2 separate regions of the Homo sapiens genome follow, and region 1 is linked to region 2. A link is an interaction called in ENCODE POLR2A ChIA-PET data of the cell type or tissue named here. Cell type or tissue: GM12878. All regions are shown on one strand. Links, peaks and the distances in the headings refer to the core of each region. The heading gives the core; the rest is flanking DNA.

Region 1 (8,603 bases), core at 3,107-5,606, 110 kb before region 2:
CAGAAGACAGGATTGTGGGGACTTTCTTCACATCAGGTCCACTGGGGAAGTGGCATATTAAACCACAGTAAATGACCCAATGAAAACAGGCTACTGGCAACAAGTACATGCAAGCGACCCTTTGGGATTTTACACGGCAGAAAACTCACCATTAGCCCTGGAAGCAGAGAGCTGGGAAAAACAAAAGAAAAACAATGTGTGAAAAGAAATAAGATCTTCCAAGAAAAGCATTTAGAAGATAAAAATAAAACATCGACAACATCTCAGCCACTGGATCTCTACTTTTGTTATCTAAAGACCTTCCTGAATCCTTTCCTACGTCTACCCATTCTTCAAGGCTGTTCAGACTTTATTTCCTTCCTCCTCAAAGCCTTCCTGGAATATTCAAGCCCTGACTTATCTTCCTTCCAGTCTCTGTCCTTTCAGAGTTAACACAAAATTCACTCTGTTTAAATATACAGTTTTCTCTCTTCTTTCCTGCAAAGGTTGTATCTTAAAATATGCTAAGTAAAAAGAAAAAAAAAGTACCAAATAATGAGTGAGAATATGTACAGAAAATATTCAGACAACCAAAAAACTCAATTAAGGACGGTGTGGGGAGAGTTAATTCCTTAAGTCTGCTTAGTAGTTACTCTGTGACTCCTTTATTAGCTGACATTAAATGGCCCTCTGGTTATTACAGTATCAAAGAAGAGGAAAAGTAATCTGAAGAATATTTCTTCCATGGGACAACTTCATTATTATTCTTCAATTTTTATGAATGTCTTTGAAAATCTTTAACCACTTGTTACAGATAATGAATATTTTGCCTTTTCCAAGTATTTTCCTCAGACTGGAAAACACTCTTCCTGTCATTTCATACTATCTCTGATTTTGCAGGAGGAGCCCTGAAACATGTGACCTTTTCTTATGCAGTTTATCTCCAGGAAGAACAGAAAACTGATTAACCACAATCAGACATTAAAAAAATTCCCTGGCTCTTGTGGTCTGAAACAGGCACATTTCCTTCACACGCTTCAAGGAAACAATTGAATGTAACTATTTAAAACATACTCCCAAGCTTAATGAGCAAGAAGCAACTTTGCCAGACCACAATGTCTTTAAGAGATCAATTTGGCCAATGAATACTAGAGAGGATACACATTCCTGAAACAGAAAGCAATTCAGAGATACTTGTGATCATCAGAACGTAGCCCAAAGCCATGCCATTTGCTTGAGGGCAGAAAGCACATTCTAGGACATCAGTATCATACTTTCAAGAATTAACCCTCTGATTTCCCATAAAATACCAGTTTTTAGAGCCAGAAAGCACTAATAAAAATAATTTACTAATCTGGGCACTGGAATATTTTCACTAATAGTTCAAATTTGAGTTTAGCTATATGTCATCAATTTATAAGAATAAAAATTTATCCAAAACTTCTTGCTGTTGCATGCATTTGTTTAATGGATTCTCTAGAAGGCTTCGCCAGATTCTAAATGTTCCATCATACATTTATTCACCAGTTATCAAGCAACTTATGAATAATTTAACATGTTCCTGTATTCCACGATCAGATGGGTCTATAATGTCTGTTTCTTTCTCCTTTGACTATAGATTTTCCAGCTCCCCAAAAGTTTCTTTATTGTTTTAAGTTCACACTTTTAAAATATTAACTTGGCTGTCAAATGAATCATCTTCCACATAAAAGGGCTGAGTGAGTGGAGTTACTGTTGAACTTGAGAAAAACCCCTGAGCCAAAACACGTGTCAAACGGCCATCTCTTTTCCACCTAAGCGCCAAGTTGCACCCGGCACAGTGCAAGGGGCCAAGACCAGGAGAAGAAAACATGCTCCCTGTCCTCCAGGAGCTAATAAAATAACTAGTGGGTGACACTGCAGACACAAGGAAGGAAGAAGTCTGAAAGCATTAGCACACGCAGGCTCATGGTTAACCCGAACATCCTGACTTAGCTCACCTCCAAGGGAGGGGCATGCTCCCTCAGCGGCAAGACCAGGAACGGGGTGGACAGCTACATAATGGGACAGATTTACTCAGTAAGAGGGATGGCCATACCCACATCAGTCTCCTCGCTAAATTACACAGCACAGGCAGGTGGAAGGACCTGCCCCCAGGAAAAATACTTATGTAGATTCATTCTTCAGCAAACGATATCAGCCCTACTTTTTTCCTCTATTTCCTTTATGGCCATTCATATCCCTCTCCCATCCCATCAGGTACAAAAGTTCCCCTGTATCGCTGCAAGAGAATGGCAGGAACACCCAGAGTTCATGGTTCTATCTGCCTTCCTCATTAGTCCATCAACTCCTTGGGGACAGGGACTGTGTATCTCCCCAGAACCCATCCATGGGATTTGGCTCAAACATTTGACCAATAAAACTAAGTGTGTGTCCAAAAATCTTCTAGGCTATTCCAGAATCCCAAGTGGCCTGCCTTGTGGGCCACTCCCTTAGGGACTTCCCAGGTGACCCAGCTCTGATGATCTATCAGAGGTATTTACAAGCAGGTGTGAAGGTTTTACAGTCATATCACTTACCGTTTTTTAGCCTCAGTTTTCTTTTTTCTGAGACTGGGTATCCCTTTGTCACCCAGACTGGAGTATATAGTGACATGGCCACAGCTCACAGCAACTTCGACTTCCCGGGCTCAAGGGATCCTCCAGCCTCAGCCTCCGGAGTAGCTGGGACTACAGGGGCATGACACTACACCCAGCTAATTTTTGTAGAGATGGGGTTTTGCCATGTTGCCCAGGCTGCCTCAGTTTTCATAACTATAAAATGGAAGAAGGAATATCTGCCCTATGTAGTCCACCATGAAATACAGAGCACTCTATACACAAGAGAACCTATTTGAGCTCAATTTTACTGTGATATTGTGAACAAGCTGGACTTCTCGCTTCAATATATACTCTCACTTAGGTGCCACTCGCGGTATAGCAAGAAAGTTAATGTTCTCAACAGAGATAAACTCATTCTTTATTTTAAATTAACTTCTCCAGGCACAGCCTAGCTGCTAGCAGGATGAGATACATGAACCAACTTCTATACTTTCTAGAAATGGTCTATTTCCAAACAAAAAGATTACTTCCTAAACTAGATGGAGAGTTTCTTCTTTTTGGAAATCTACTGGGTTTTTTTTTTTCCCCTACCTTTTACTGGCTGGCTGTTCCTGCTCTAGCCTGCTTCTACATGTCCAAGTGGTCTGGCTCGAGCCACCTCAGGCCACGGCCTCTCAAGCCTACCTGGTTCACCACCGGACTTTAAATCTCATCTGGAAGTGACAGCTCCCAGATTTGTAGCTCTAGCTCCTACCCACTCTCTGAGCTCCAGACTTCCACGACCAATGGCTTTCTTAACATCTCCATTTAGAGGGCTAAAAAGGCACTCTTACCACAAAGTTAATTATGCCAGAAAACCATGCCCTGAGTCTGGATGAGTGGATGTCTAGTTTCTCTCCACCTCCTAAGCCCCACCAGCTATCTGGACTCACTAAGTCTGTCCACCAAGCAGACCCTTAACTGGTCTCCTGCCTTTCACTCTGTCCCTCCTCCAAGCCTTTCTCCCAATTGAGGCGGCTGTGATTGTTTAAAAGCACTCATCTGCCACTATTCCCAGCCTCAAAAGATGACTTCCAATTGCTCTTAGGAAAAATCCTTTTGGTGACCTCAAAGCCCTACCTGACCCCACCTTGTCCCCAACTCTATGCCCTGTGGCCTTTCACTCCGATCACCCCGGCCTTTGCTCTGTTCTCCCAGCGAGCCTGGGGCCTCCCACGCAGCAACTCTGCCTGGAATTCTCTCACTCCCTCACTCTGCTTCTCCTGGCCAGCTCTCAGCTTAGATGCATCTTCCTCCAGGAGACTTCCTAGGCGTCCACACCACCTCCACTTTAGACTCTGTCCCCTTATTATTTACTTCTAAGCATTGTGAACCTGTCTTTTAGCCTTATGCAGTTGTCATCATTGGTATTTGTATGATGTATCTGACATCTGTCTCCCGGACAGTGGAACCGGTGAGAGCAAGGCCACGACTACTGAGGTCTGTGCTGGTGCCCGGGAGGCAGCTCAGTGGCTGCAGGGTGCCAAGGACAGATGCGTGGGCGACCCCTCACTGCTTGTGTGACTTCCTGTGCTGCTTTGGCTGGGGAACTGAAAATTAATTTCTCAGATTTCCTTGCTACTAGTGATCTGGATATAAAATAATGATTCCCCACCTGCTAGCACTATCCAGAGCTGCTTTTTCAGCATTTGCAGAGACTGAGCCACTATTAATACTCACTAGTACATTTAATGCCTTGCTATCTAAATCAGCTCCTGTAGATTCTGTATTATTTAACTGAGCCCTGTAACTGATACAGTGCTTAATTTGTGTTGAATAACCACTAATAGTCATGAAATAACTGAAAAACTGCACACAAATTTTTTTTTTTTTGAGACAGACTCTTACTCTGTCACCCAGGCTGGAGTGCAGCGGCATGGTCTTGGCTCACTGCAACCTCTGCCTCCTAGGTTCAAGCCAAGCGATTCTCCTGCCTCAGTCTCCCGAGTAGCTGGGACTACAGGTGCGCACCACCATGCCTATTTTTTTGGTATTTTTAGTAGAGACAGGGTTTCACCATGTTGCCCAGGCTGGTATTGAACTCCTGACCTCAAGTGATCCGCCTGCCTCATCCTCCCAAAGTACAGGGATTACAAGTGTGAGCCACCATGCCAGGCCTCAATTTTTAACTATCCACTTTAGCAACTGTCTGATAATAAAACACTGAATTGTGACATTTTGAGACATCTCCCTCTGCAAAGCAATGTCTTCGTAGTAATCAACACTGTAGTTATAATAAATCTAAGACATAACTGAAGTCAAAGTACCTGTAATTATCTAGCATATTATTTCACAGGCTGAAGGTACATTTGCTTTTAAAATACGCAAATGTGTATTAAAACCAAAAATTTAAAGTCTGTCACTGTGTGGTAAATTCATCTTGCAACTCAGGTTACACAAACATCTAAGTTAAGAAATGTTATGTTCTTAATGAAAAATACACAATGAATTCCCAACTGAAAACGCTGCTCCTTGTTCTGGTTCAATGCTGCTTGAAACGTTTATGAAGGGTCCATCGCAGTGGCTCACGCCTACAAGCCCAGAGCTTTGGGAGGCTGAGGCTTGAGGATCACTCGAGCCCAGTAGTTTGAGACCAGCCTGAGTAACATAATGAGACCCCCATCTCCACAAAACCACAAAAATAAGCTGAGAGTGGTGGTACACACCTTCAGTCTGAGCTGCTCAGGAGGCTGATGTGGGAGGATGGCTCGAGCCCGTAAGTTTGAGGTTGCAGTGAGCTATGATGGTGCTGCTGCACTCCGGTCTGGGCAACAGAGTATCTCAAAAAAAAGAAAGAAGGGTTTATGAGAAAGGACCACCCCCGGGGGTATGAATCATACTGTACACTAAGTTAAGGGCCACTCTACCAAAGACAACTCTAAGAAGAAAAATAGTTTCAAAGAATAAAGAAGAAGATATGGAAAAGGTGAAAACTCCTCCCCTCTTGCCTCAGGTGGGGGGCAGTACGTGGGAGGTAAGGAAATGAAGGAAGGCAGTGCATGACAGCCAAGCCAGGCCACTTCCTTCCTTCTCCTCCACCTCTTTCTACCCAGTGTCACACTGCAGGATACCGTAAGACCCTGGGCCACTTACTCTAAAACTTCAACATCTCTTTGTCTTCCTGACAGTTTCACTGGGGAAAGTGAACTGTCAGCAACAACAGGCTCACCTTCCACTCATCTTAATCTTTCTCTTAATGATTCAATTCAGCAGATGCACACTGGGAAGGCAGGGGAGGCAGACAGAAGAAAGGAGGTAGGGCCCTGGTGCTTTGGAATTTCCAAAATTGCTCAGTCCATCCTACGCACCTAAAGTTAGTGGAGATTTGGGATCGGGCATGGTGGCTCACCCCTGTAATCCCAGCACTTCGGGAGGCTGAGGTGGGTGGATCACTTGAGGCCAGGAGTTCGAGACCAGCCTGGCCGGCATGGCGAAATCCTGTCTCTACTGTAATCCCAGCTACTCGGAGGCTGAGGCAGGAGAATCGCATGAATCCAGAAGGCGGAGGTTGCAGTGAGCCAAGATTGCGCCACTGCACTCCAGCCTGGGCAACAGAGTGAGACTCCATCTCAAAATAAATAAATAAATAAACAAAATTAGTGGAGATTTGGGAAAGGTCTGTATTCTGAAGAACTGGCAATCTGCAGATCGGTGTTAATACCAAGAGAAAACAGCTGCTGTCTCTGAAGTGCCCAAGCATTTTATAAACAGTGGTTTTTTGGTGAGTGCAGCAGTGTCTCTCCTCACTATGGGGCTTAGATTTAATAAATGGACGAAAGGAAACCCTGCAGTGAGGGGTTCTGGAATGGCAATGACTTTGCTGGCCGCAGATGCCCAAGGCCATTAATATTTCCAACTTAATTTTGAAAAACACATGTTTCCGTAAATTTTTCAGGAAAATTTAATCTCATAATTTTTAAAAATGCTATGAAAATATTCAAGGTTGAATTATTTTATTTCCTCAAGGTGAGCTGGACACTCACTCAGATTAAACTTCCCCCTAGCAGAAATATCCACTATTAAGGAAATGAAAAACACAGCTCTCACTTTCCAAGAATTTACCATGTGTGGAGAAAAAAAAGACGTGTAAAAATAGATACTCAGAGTGGGCAAATGATCCAAATCGTAAGTACAAAAAGCTAAAAATTGGAGAATCTTAGTAACAACGACATCTGTGAAAGGCGTTCTTAACATGGGCTAAGATTTCAGGATCAAAAGGGCAACAGAAGGGAAAGGGGTTAATAAGACCAAACAGTGCTAGTGAAGCTGTCGCTGAGAAACAATGTCTTCAGAGACAGGTGAGTTTTAAAGTGATTCAGGGGTAGTCAAGTGTGCATTCCCAAGAAAGGGTCTGGTCCAGCTGCTGGTCATGGTGGGGAAGCCCTGCAAGCTGGAGTTGGGAGACCAGGGTTGTATAATTCTGGGCAGTTAACACCTCTGAGCCCTCCCCTCACATATTTTAATAGGGATGATGGCATCATCCAGCTATATCTCAAGGCAGCAAATGAGATGTGTGCGACTGCTTTGAAACCTATGAAAGGTTTTACCTGTGAAAGTTCAAATTAAAGCAAATCAAAGAAGGCTACGGCAAAAGTGGGCCTGGGGCTTTACCCAAGGAAAATGCAGGGGACAGAAATGAGTGGACTGAAAAAACAGTGCACCAGGAGGGTGGCTCACACCTATAATCCCTACTTTAGAAGGCCAAGGAGGGAGGACCACCTGGGGCCAGGAGTTTGAGACCAGCCTGGGCAACAAAGTGAGACTCTGTCTCTAAAAAAGAAAATTTAAAATTTAAAAATGAAAATGGAAAAAGGAAATTGTGCCTCAAGAGGCAGGACAGAGGACATACACAAGGTAAATTGATAGAAGCCCTGGGATACCACCAGGTGGAAAAATAACAATTTGACTCAATTGAAACACTTTGCAAAATACCATCTCTAAGGCAGAGGTCTGAAGATTTTTAAGAAAAGCTGAAGCTCTTAACCCAGTGTAACAGGCACCGATCCCTGTCTATGCAGCCATGCACAAGATGAGATCTTCAGAGCTGGAGCCCTCGGCAGGAGGTGGAGGTCTGTTTGTGACTGCTGCCCTGCCTTCCAGAACCATGGTAATTTATGTTTCTTCTCTGCACAAGCCTGACGCCCCATATTTCAAATGCTGTCTCTTGATTTAGCCAGTTCACAGCTGTGCGGTCTTTTTCATTTGTCTTAAAATTACAGGTAAGTATAAAGAACAGAAACAACCACATATCTTTTTGATGTATTTCCTTCTAGGCTTTTGTGTTCTAAGTTGTTTGCAGATGGCTGAACTCATCCTGTAAACAATTCTGCAGCTCAGCGTTTCTCATTTAAAAATTCTTCCAAATATTTTAATGAGTAGGTGCTCAACAACTATTTATTAAAATGTAAACATGACTGGATGGCTAGAAAACATTCCGACATGCATCTGTACCACGATTCGCTTACTTACTCATTTATTGACTGTTGCTGAAGCATACCCTGGCTTTTTACCAAATCTGTGATTTGTGCAAGAGTGGAGTTTCCGGGTTCCTGTGTCAGCCTTAAGAGCTGAGTGTGTTGTGCTGGGTGTGTTGTGTAGTGTTGCATCGTTCCACTGGAGGGGCACAAAGCGCTGGAGTGGGCATCAATTCCAACTCCAGGCATTCCCCCATTAGCATCTTGGGGGAATCAAACCAAGAATCCACCAATCCTTAAGGGGCAAGTTCCTATCGATCTGCTCTACGGAGCATTAAGACCTCAATGACCCCAGACCTTGCTGCCATCCTCCTCTCAACTCCTATGGCACATTTAATGAAATAATATAGAATTACTCCTAAGTGTTTCATCTCATGTTATTGTTTCCTCATGGATGAGTTCTGACTCCCGTGTGAGGGACACCGGCTGTTCCCGCTCCTCCACATCTACTCAGCTCCTTCTGGTTAGTGTCCTGTGTCCCCACCTGGGGCACCGGCCCCTCTCGAATTCCCAGTCCAGCTCCAGAAGTGGG
Region 2 (8,603 bases), core at 3,013-5,512:
AGGAAGAGTCAATTCACAGTAATCTCACTGCCTCCAAGGACCTAAGAGAAAAAAAGCTATCAAAGGGACAAATAAATATAATATGTTTAAAGCATGACAATAAATTACATAACTTCATCTCAAATCTTGCTCTGTGGGAAGGTTGATATGAATCGTTTGAAGAAACATGAAACAGATCCTAAAGACAGGCGATTTTTCATAGTGAAATGCAATTTTTTTTCAAGCTTCAAAGCAAAGGTTCCTTTTGTCATCTGCTTGATAGGTTATTTTTGACAGGATTTAACTTATTAAATTGTTCTCCTGCCCTTTCAAACGGTCTGGGCATAGGAGCTTGCTAGGGAAAATGATGAATGTTTGTTCTTAATTGAAATTTTGAAATAACCATGTGGCAAAGCATAGTGAATGCATTTGCTCTTCTGCAAAAGTTTCAAAAATGAGTGCCTTGTGTAGCACCACACTGATACTCAATAAGCAATACTAGGGTGATCTGAGGAATGAGTTAGAATAATCTGCTTTCTGGACCAGTATTTTTATAAAAGTGTTCTTTGTAGCTGTGATTAATCAAACTCTTCAAAGATTCTTTCTGTAATTTAGACATAATTCTTTCTTATTGATTAAGAACTATACCACATTATACCAATAAAAAGCGTGAATATGCCCATGAAAATTATTACATAATTATTTATACTAATAGAGAAACCTAATTTTTTGTTGGCTAACAAAAAGTTGCTGAATTTTCAGCATCACAGTTTCAAAAGATTTCCGTTAAATTGTGTGAAGTTGAGAAATGTAAGCAATTGAATTGTGATGTAGATCGAAGGACTTTGCTGGTGCTATATAAGCTGTATTCTAGTTGCATAAACATGTTAATTAGTGAAATATACTTCTTATCAAAAACTTAATAAAATAGAATATTAAAAGGATGCAGAATTTTCTAAAAATTTAATTGCCATGCAACACTTTTATAGCCACTGTCTCTAATGACTATCATTTCCTCTTCCAACTACATCTCACTTCACACAAATTCTGTGTCTGAAAAGTTGCCTTTGTGTTTTATTGTTATAAATTGAATCATATAGGTGCACTAGAGAAATTTGTTCTTTTAAAGAATCTGTGGGCTGAGGTGGGCAGATCACAAGGTCGGGAGATTGAGACCATCCTGGCTAACATGGTGAAACCCCGTCTCTACTAAAAGTACAAAAAATTAGCCGGGCATGGTGGCGGGCACCTGTAGTCCCAGCTACTTGGGAGGCTGAGGCAGGAGAATGGCGTGAACCTGGGAGGCAGAGCTTGCAGTGAGCCGAGATCGCGCCACTGCACTCTAGCCTGGGTGACAGAGCAAGACTCCGTCTCAATAAAAAAAAAAAAAGTCTATGGTAACTCATTTAGGAAAATGTGAATAGCTACTGCCTAAATATCATTTTGTAATTCTGAATTTGTCTAGAACATGTGAGAGAAGAAGAAAAGTTGGGGAGAAGGGCACCAACAATGATTGAATATCTTTTGGGGCAGGCATCTCATGTGATCTCCCAACAATATGCAAATTAGATATCCTCACCCCATTTACAGAAGAGAACACTGCTCAAGTCCACATAGTTAATAGTGGAAAAAAATTTTGATGACAAGATTTCAATATTACATATGATCATATATATCTTTATTATGAAGAATGTCATGTACTATAATTTCAAATGTAGTATAGTTGGCCCTCTGTATCCATGGGTTGCAAATTTGTGGATTCAACCAACCACTGGTTGAAGATATTTGAGAAAACTAACAGGATGGTTCCATCTGTACTGAGCACATACAGACTTGTTTTCTTGCCATTATTCCCTCAACAATACCGTATAGTAATTATTTACATAGCACTTACGTTGTTCTAGGTATTATAAGTAATCTACACATGATTAAAAGTATATGGGAAGATGTGTTCAGGTTATACACAAATACTACCCCATTTTATATTAGGGACTTGAGCATCTTTGAATTTTGGCATGGGGGAGTGGGCTGTGGGGAGGGGGTGGGGGTGAGGGTTGATCCTGGAACTAATTCCCCGAGAGTACTGAGGGATGACTGTAATTCATTCTTCCCATCACTCAGATTAAAAAATTATTAAGACTGACATATTTGCTTCATCTCTCTTTTCTTTTACTTTTTTAAGTTTGCTGAAGAATTTTTAAGCGAGTGCCAGATGTATAATTTTACCTCGACTTATATCAATATCCATCTCTAAAAAACGTGGACTTTAAAAACTAACAACAATACCTAATCAATTAACAATAATTCCTTGGCATCATGTAAGAGTCAGTCCATAATTAATTTCCCTAATTGCTTTCAAAATACCTTTTCTTCATGCTGTTTTTTCACATCAAATTATAAGCATGTATTTTAATAAGACGACTGACTGTGTTCCTGTGATTCCAGAAAACAGCGATGATGCCGAGGCGAGATCTCCGGTCTCAACAACTAATGGTTGTTTGCAAACATTAAACCATTATGCAAAGTATGATGTAATGTGCTCAGATGTGTGAATTTCATAGTCCATCAATTAAAAGAAAAAAATTGGCAAGATCCATCCTTTTTTTTTTTTTTTTTTTTTTTTTAGTTTAGTTTTGTTCTTTAAAAAGAGGGAAAATAGGGCCGGGAGCAGTGGCTCACGCTTGTAATCCCAGCACTTTGGGAGGCTGAGGCGGGTGGATCACCTGAGGTCAGGAGTTCGAGCCCAGCCTGACCAACATGGAGAAACCCTGTCTCTACTAAAAATACAAAATTAGCCAGGCATGGTGGCACATGCCTCTAATCCCAGCTACTCAGGAGGCTGAGGCAGGAGAATCGTTTGAACCCAGGAGGCGGAGGTCACAGTGAGGTGAGTTCGTGCCGTTGCACTCCAGCCTGGGCAACAGGAGCCAAGACTCTGTCTCAAAAAAAAAAAAAAAAAAAAGAGGGAAAATATATAATCTACCAACACTTTTATTTCATTTTTCAGAAGGACATTTTAATCCCCGAAAGTAGGAAAACTTCATTTCACAATGACAGGTCTTCTAGGAAAGGACATTTAGTAAATCTGGAAATGTTTTTTAGAATATGGATTTGCCAGTTAAAAAAATAATTCAAAATTATTAATGTTGGGGCTGGGCGCAGTGGCTTATACCTGTAGTCCCAGGACTTTGGGAGGCCAAGGCAGACTAATCACTTGAGCCCAGGAGTTCATGACCAGCCTGGGCAATATGGCGAGATCTTATCTCTCCTAAAAATACAAAAAAACTAGGTGGGCATGGTGGCATGTGCCTGTAGTCCCAGCTATTCGAGAGACTGAGGTGGGAGGATCACTTGAGCCTGGGAAGTTGAGGCCGCAGTGAGTGGTGATGGCACTGCTGCACTCCAGCCTGGGTAACAGAGTGAGACCCTGTCTAAAACATAAAAAAAATTGACATCAAATGTTGCAAGTATATGGTGAAAAACATTATTCAGTATACCTAGGATCAAAAGAAGCTGCATAATGCAGTGATTGAGCTTACAGGGTCTGGAGTCAGACAGACCTGACCACTTACTTGACCTTTTAATACTTTAGTCTTCTCATCTGTCAAATAGGATAACAACAGTTCTTACTCCTAAGATTCTTATCAACAGGAATGTAAAATATCTAACACATTATTTGGCACATAGTATGTACTTAACAAATTCTAGCTAATTATTAACTTCTGAATATTCAGACAGCATGACCAAAGAACATAAACAAACTCAGCCTCTCTTCTGGACTTGGTTTTCATAGAACTTGGAAGGTTGGTGGGGAAACTCCATTTTTATCTTCTCAAGTCAGATGATTGTTTTTGTCAGCCTGCTGTTGTGTAGAGCGGGTAGAATTAATGATAGCTCTAGGGGGATGTATTTGAAAAGAAGAGCATATTAAGTGTTGACAGGGTTCTTTCTTTCTTGTTTGTTACATATTTTGGTGACTAAGTAGCAAAGCCTTTCTAAGTATGTCTTCCAAGTTGACATGCTAGTCATATTTTCTAAGCTTTTCCATAATTCCCTCCTAACTTTTCTAAGGACTATAGAGTTGATTTAATAAAAACAAATTCATTGTTATAGATTGAAAAACTGGCCGGGCGCAGTGGCTCACACCCGTATTCCCAGCACTTTGGGAGGCCAAGGCGGGCGGATCATGAGGTCAGGAGATTGAGACCATCCTGGCTAACACTGTGAAACCCCATCTCTACTAAAAATAGAAAAAAATTAGCCAGGCATGGTGGTGGGTGCCTGTAGTCCCAGATACTTGGGAGGCTGAGGCAGGAGAATGGTGTGAACCAGGAGTCAGAGTTTGCAGTGAGCGGTGATTGCACCACTGCATTCCAGCCTGGGTGACAGAGCAAGACTCCATCTCAAAAAAAAAAAAAAAAAGAAAAAAAAAAAGAAAAACCGAGGTACAAAATAATTCTATAACTTGCTTAACCATAATAATAGCTAACGTATATTGAGACTTAACCTTCTGACTGCTTTATGTTAATCTTCTCTCATATGACCCTCGAAGCAATACTGGGAGGTTGGTGTGATTTCACCCTCATTTTAAAGACAAAGGAAACTGAGGCGCAGGGAGGTTAAGAAACTTGCCCAGGATCATAAAGCTGGTAGATGTGAGTGTCAGGATCCATGCTGGGCCGTCTGGTTTCAGAGTGTGTGTTCTTAATCCCTCTAAATGTGACTTCTCATGGGATGTTTAGCATGAATGACTCAGATAAGGCTTGGGCTCTAGTCCCTCATTTATCGAGGTATCTTTTCCTTGGTTGTGGTAGTATTTCTTCACTGGTATCTCTTTCTCACCTCCCTTTTTTATTTTTTGAGACAGGTTCTCACTCTATTGCCTAGGCTGGAGTGCAGTGATGTGAACACGGCTCAATGCAGCCTCGACTTCCTGGGCTCAATTGATCCTCCCATCTCAGCCTCCCAAGTAGTGGGGGCTATAGCTGTGCACCAACCATGCCCAGCTAATTTTTGTTACTTTTTGTAGAGATGAGGTTTCTCCATGTTGCCCAGGCTGGTCTCAAACTCCTGAGCTCAAGCAATCTGCCTGCTTTGGCCTCCCAAAGTCCTGGGATTAGAGATATGAGCCACCAAGCATGACCTCATCCCAAATTTGTAAAAGAAAACTAAAGGACAAGATCTTTGTGTGAATCATCTCCCTATCATTCCCTCCTTCTCCATATGTCAGCACCACCAACTGCAACATCAGCAGAAGATACATTAAGTGGAATCCTCTTGTGTTCAAAGAGCAGCTCATCACCACAGCTGGAGTTAGGGGATGAAGAGGGGGAGGTGGGCAGGCCCCCTCCAACTCCTGTGAGCTGCCACATCTGGTCCCCTCTCTCTTTCACCCCCTGAGCCAGGAATGCAAACCAGAGGCAGTCTCCACCCCTCCATCAGCCCCAGGACCCCACTGTACCTCTTTGTTGTTTCACAAAGATGTGTTTGTTCGATCTTTCCATCTCCTCATTGTTTCTCTCTAAATAGAGAGAGAGAGATGAGGGCAGAGGAGGAATTGCAATCACACCCTTCAGAGGGGGAGAGACCAAAATACCATCCCATGCTTGTCAAAGGCACATTTCCTCAAAATGTCTCCTAACTGAAATTCACACTTTTTCTCTTCTTGTGCTCTTTAATCTGATTGATTGTGTGGGTATCTGAGGGAGCAGGGCTGTCCATTCAGAATTCATTTTGGCCACATAATGCTGTGATCGTGGCCTAATTCTGCACATAAAACCCAGGTTTTGATTGAGGACAAGATTTTTAAAAAATTCTTACACATAGTTATCTTATGGTCATTAGGGGATTAGAGAGATGCTTTTAGGAAAAAGAAGTAGCTGGAAAGATATTATAGGAGCCGTCCATTTGAGCAAAAAAGTATTTTTGAGACTAGAATTCCAGTCAAAAGTTTGGCTGAATGCAGTGGCTCATGCTTGTAATTCCAATGCTTTGGGAGGCCAAGGTGGGAGGATTGCTTGAGCTCAGGTGTTTGAGACCAGCCTGGGCAACATAGCAGGACCCTATCTCTACAAAAAATTAAAAAATTAGCTGGGGCTGGGCGTGGTGGCTCACACCTGTAATCCCAGCACTTTGGGAGGCTGAGGTGGGCAGATCACGAGGTCAAGACAGCGAGACCATCCTGGGCAACATGGTGAAACCCTGTCTCTACTAAAAATACAAAAATTAGCTGGGCGTAGGTGGCATGCACCTGTAGTCCCAGCTACTCGGGAGGCTGAGGCAGGAGAATCACTTGAACCCGGGAGGCAGAGGTTGCAGTCAGTCGAGATTGTGCCACTGCACTCCAGCCTGGCGACAGAGCGAGACTCCATCTCAAAAAATAAAGAAAAGAAAAGAAAAGAAAAAATTAGCTGGGTGTGGTGGTGCACGCCAGTAGTCCCAACTACTCAGGAGGCTGAGGAGGGGAGGATCGCTTGAGCCCAGGAGATGGAGGCTGCAGTGAGCCATGATTGTATCACTGTACTCCAGCCTGAGCAATAGAGCAAGACCCTGTGTCTTTTTAAAAAAAAAAAGTTCTTAAAAAAGTTCCTGTTCTTTAAAAACCTTCCTTTGATTCTTTTACTGGATTTAAATAATGTCATCTCTTTCAGATTAGATTTTGATGGTGATTTCTTTGCTTTCCTCAGAATATCTAAAGGTTTATATCAGCTATGCACATAACCCAAGTTTGACCAGTTTTCGATTGTTTCACAATGTGGTCCATGCTCTGGGGTTTATATCCCTGGGGAGGACTGGTGGGCTCCCCTGACGAAGCATAACTGGATGAAGGGGAGGAGGGTCCCAAGGCACAGGGAGGTTAATAGGTACAAAAATACAGTTAGATAGAAGGAGTAAGTTCCAGCCTTCTGTAACACAATAGGGTGACTCTAGTTAACAAGAATTTATTGTAAATTTTAAAATAGCTAGAAGAGATTTGGAAATGTTCCCAAACACAAAGAAATGATAAATATTTAAGGTGATTTGGCTTCCCATGGCACCATGAGGAAGAAGATGATGAGGATGGAGCCCAGAGGGCAGATGGCACATGCACTTAGGAAGTAGAATTGAGAAAATGCAGTGATCAATTTGAGGTGATCAATAACCCTGATTTGATCATTATACACTGTATGCTTGTATCAAAATACCACATCTCCCATAAATATACACTATTATGTTTCAATAAAAATATATTTTAGAAAAAGAATGAGTGTTGGCCAGGGGTGGTGGCTCACACCTGTAATCCCAGTACTTTGGGAGGCTGAGGCAGGTAGATTCCTTGAGGTCAGGAGTTCAAGACCAGCCTGGCCAACATAGTGAAACCCTGTCTCTATTAAAAATACAAAAATTAGCCAGGCAAGGTGGGGTGCACCTGTAACCCCAGCAACTCGGGAGGCTGAGGCAGGAGAATCGCTTGAACCTGGGAGGCAGAGGTTGCAGTGAGCCCAGAGCTCCCCACTGCACTCTAGCTCGGGCAATAGAGTGAGACTCCATTTCAAAAACAAAAACAAAAAAAAAAAAAAGAAAGAAAGAAAAAGAATGAGCGTTGAAGGAGAACAACGAGTCCAGAGATGAGTGGGCAGGGTGGCTGGGAGGTGAAGGGTTCCTGTGGGATGGCACTGGGGGTGGGTTGTGCTGCAGTTGTGCAGTGGGGCAGGGGTGGTGCTGGGACACTGGGAAGAAGCTGACCAGGGAAAGGTCTTTTGTGCACAGCAAGCTGCCTTCACTTCATTCTGATGCCATGGGGAAACAAGGAAGGGGTCCATACCCTATGCAGTGTGATAGCTATGATCACAGTTTTGTTTTAGTATGATCCCCTTGATCTGGGAAAAGGGCTTCCCATTTTGGAAGCAAACTTGAAGGAGGCCAGAGAAGACCCTATTGCAGCTATTCACATAAGAGGCCATTAGGTCCTAAGGTGAGGCGATGGTGTGGATGGAGCCCAGAGGGCAGATTCCACATGAACTTAGGAGGTAGAATTGAGAGGACATGGTGATAAATTGGATGTGATAGGCAGGGAAAGGAAAGGACCTAGGGTCCTTTGTTTAATTAAGTTTTGGCATTTATGACTCGCTGTGTTATTCCCAGTTATGACCTACAGAGTAAATCAAAATAATAACACAGACAAATAAGCCTGAGAAAGGGTTCAGTCAATGATCCAGGAGGGAGGAGCCGGATGTGAGGATCAAGAATCAAGCAAAACAACTAGAGTGCCAGGAACAGAAACTCAGGCTTCCAAGATGGGAGGAATCTGACAATTCTGCCAAACACTATCTAATTCACCCAAGACTGTTGAAGATGGCTGCACTCTCATCAGTGGTTAAGACCCACAGGTCTTCAGGGAACTTTAAAACTTCATCTCAGGCAAAATCTTCTGAAATGTGACATGAAATTGGTGGTAGTCCTATGGAGAAGGAAGCCTGCATTATATAGTTCCCCTAAATGACAAGCTGTGTACATGTAACACACATGCACACACACATATTGTGAGGGTGTCTTCATTTGAAGTTAACTGCTAGGAAACAGGCCATCACTTTATACTAGGCATTGATGTTCTCACATCCAGGGGTCATTGATGCACAGGGATC

The links. Peaks named below come from ENCODE experiments on the same cell type or tissue, not always from the same donor. Only the 100,000 strongest peaks of a DNase experiment are listed, where the experiment ranks them.
Region 1: POLR2A ChIA-PET joins it to region 2 with 5 read pairs; 3 of 35 experiments call an interaction of 5 or more read pairs at or near these places.

Annotation. Positions count from the first base shown.
Region 1 is chr10:22,647,706-22,656,308 of GRCh38, forward strand. All of the region lies in intron 1 of PIP4K2A (phosphatidylinositol-5-phosphate 4-kinase type 2 alpha), which reads right to left. Among named protein-coding and RNA genes, the nearest start is that of PIP4K2A, 63 kb to the right of the region's middle. RefSeq lists an enhancer at 7,709-7,778. In GM12878, for the core only: no CTCF peak of the experiment used is centred there; a DNase peak (open chromatin) is centred at 4,062; H3K27ac peaks cover 635 bases.
Region 2 is chr10:22,756,611-22,765,213 of GRCh38, forward strand. No RefSeq gene overlaps it. Among named protein-coding and RNA genes, the nearest start is that of PIP4K2A, 46 kb to the left of the region's middle. In GM12878, for the core only: no CTCF peak of the experiment used is centred there; no DNase peak of the experiment used is centred there.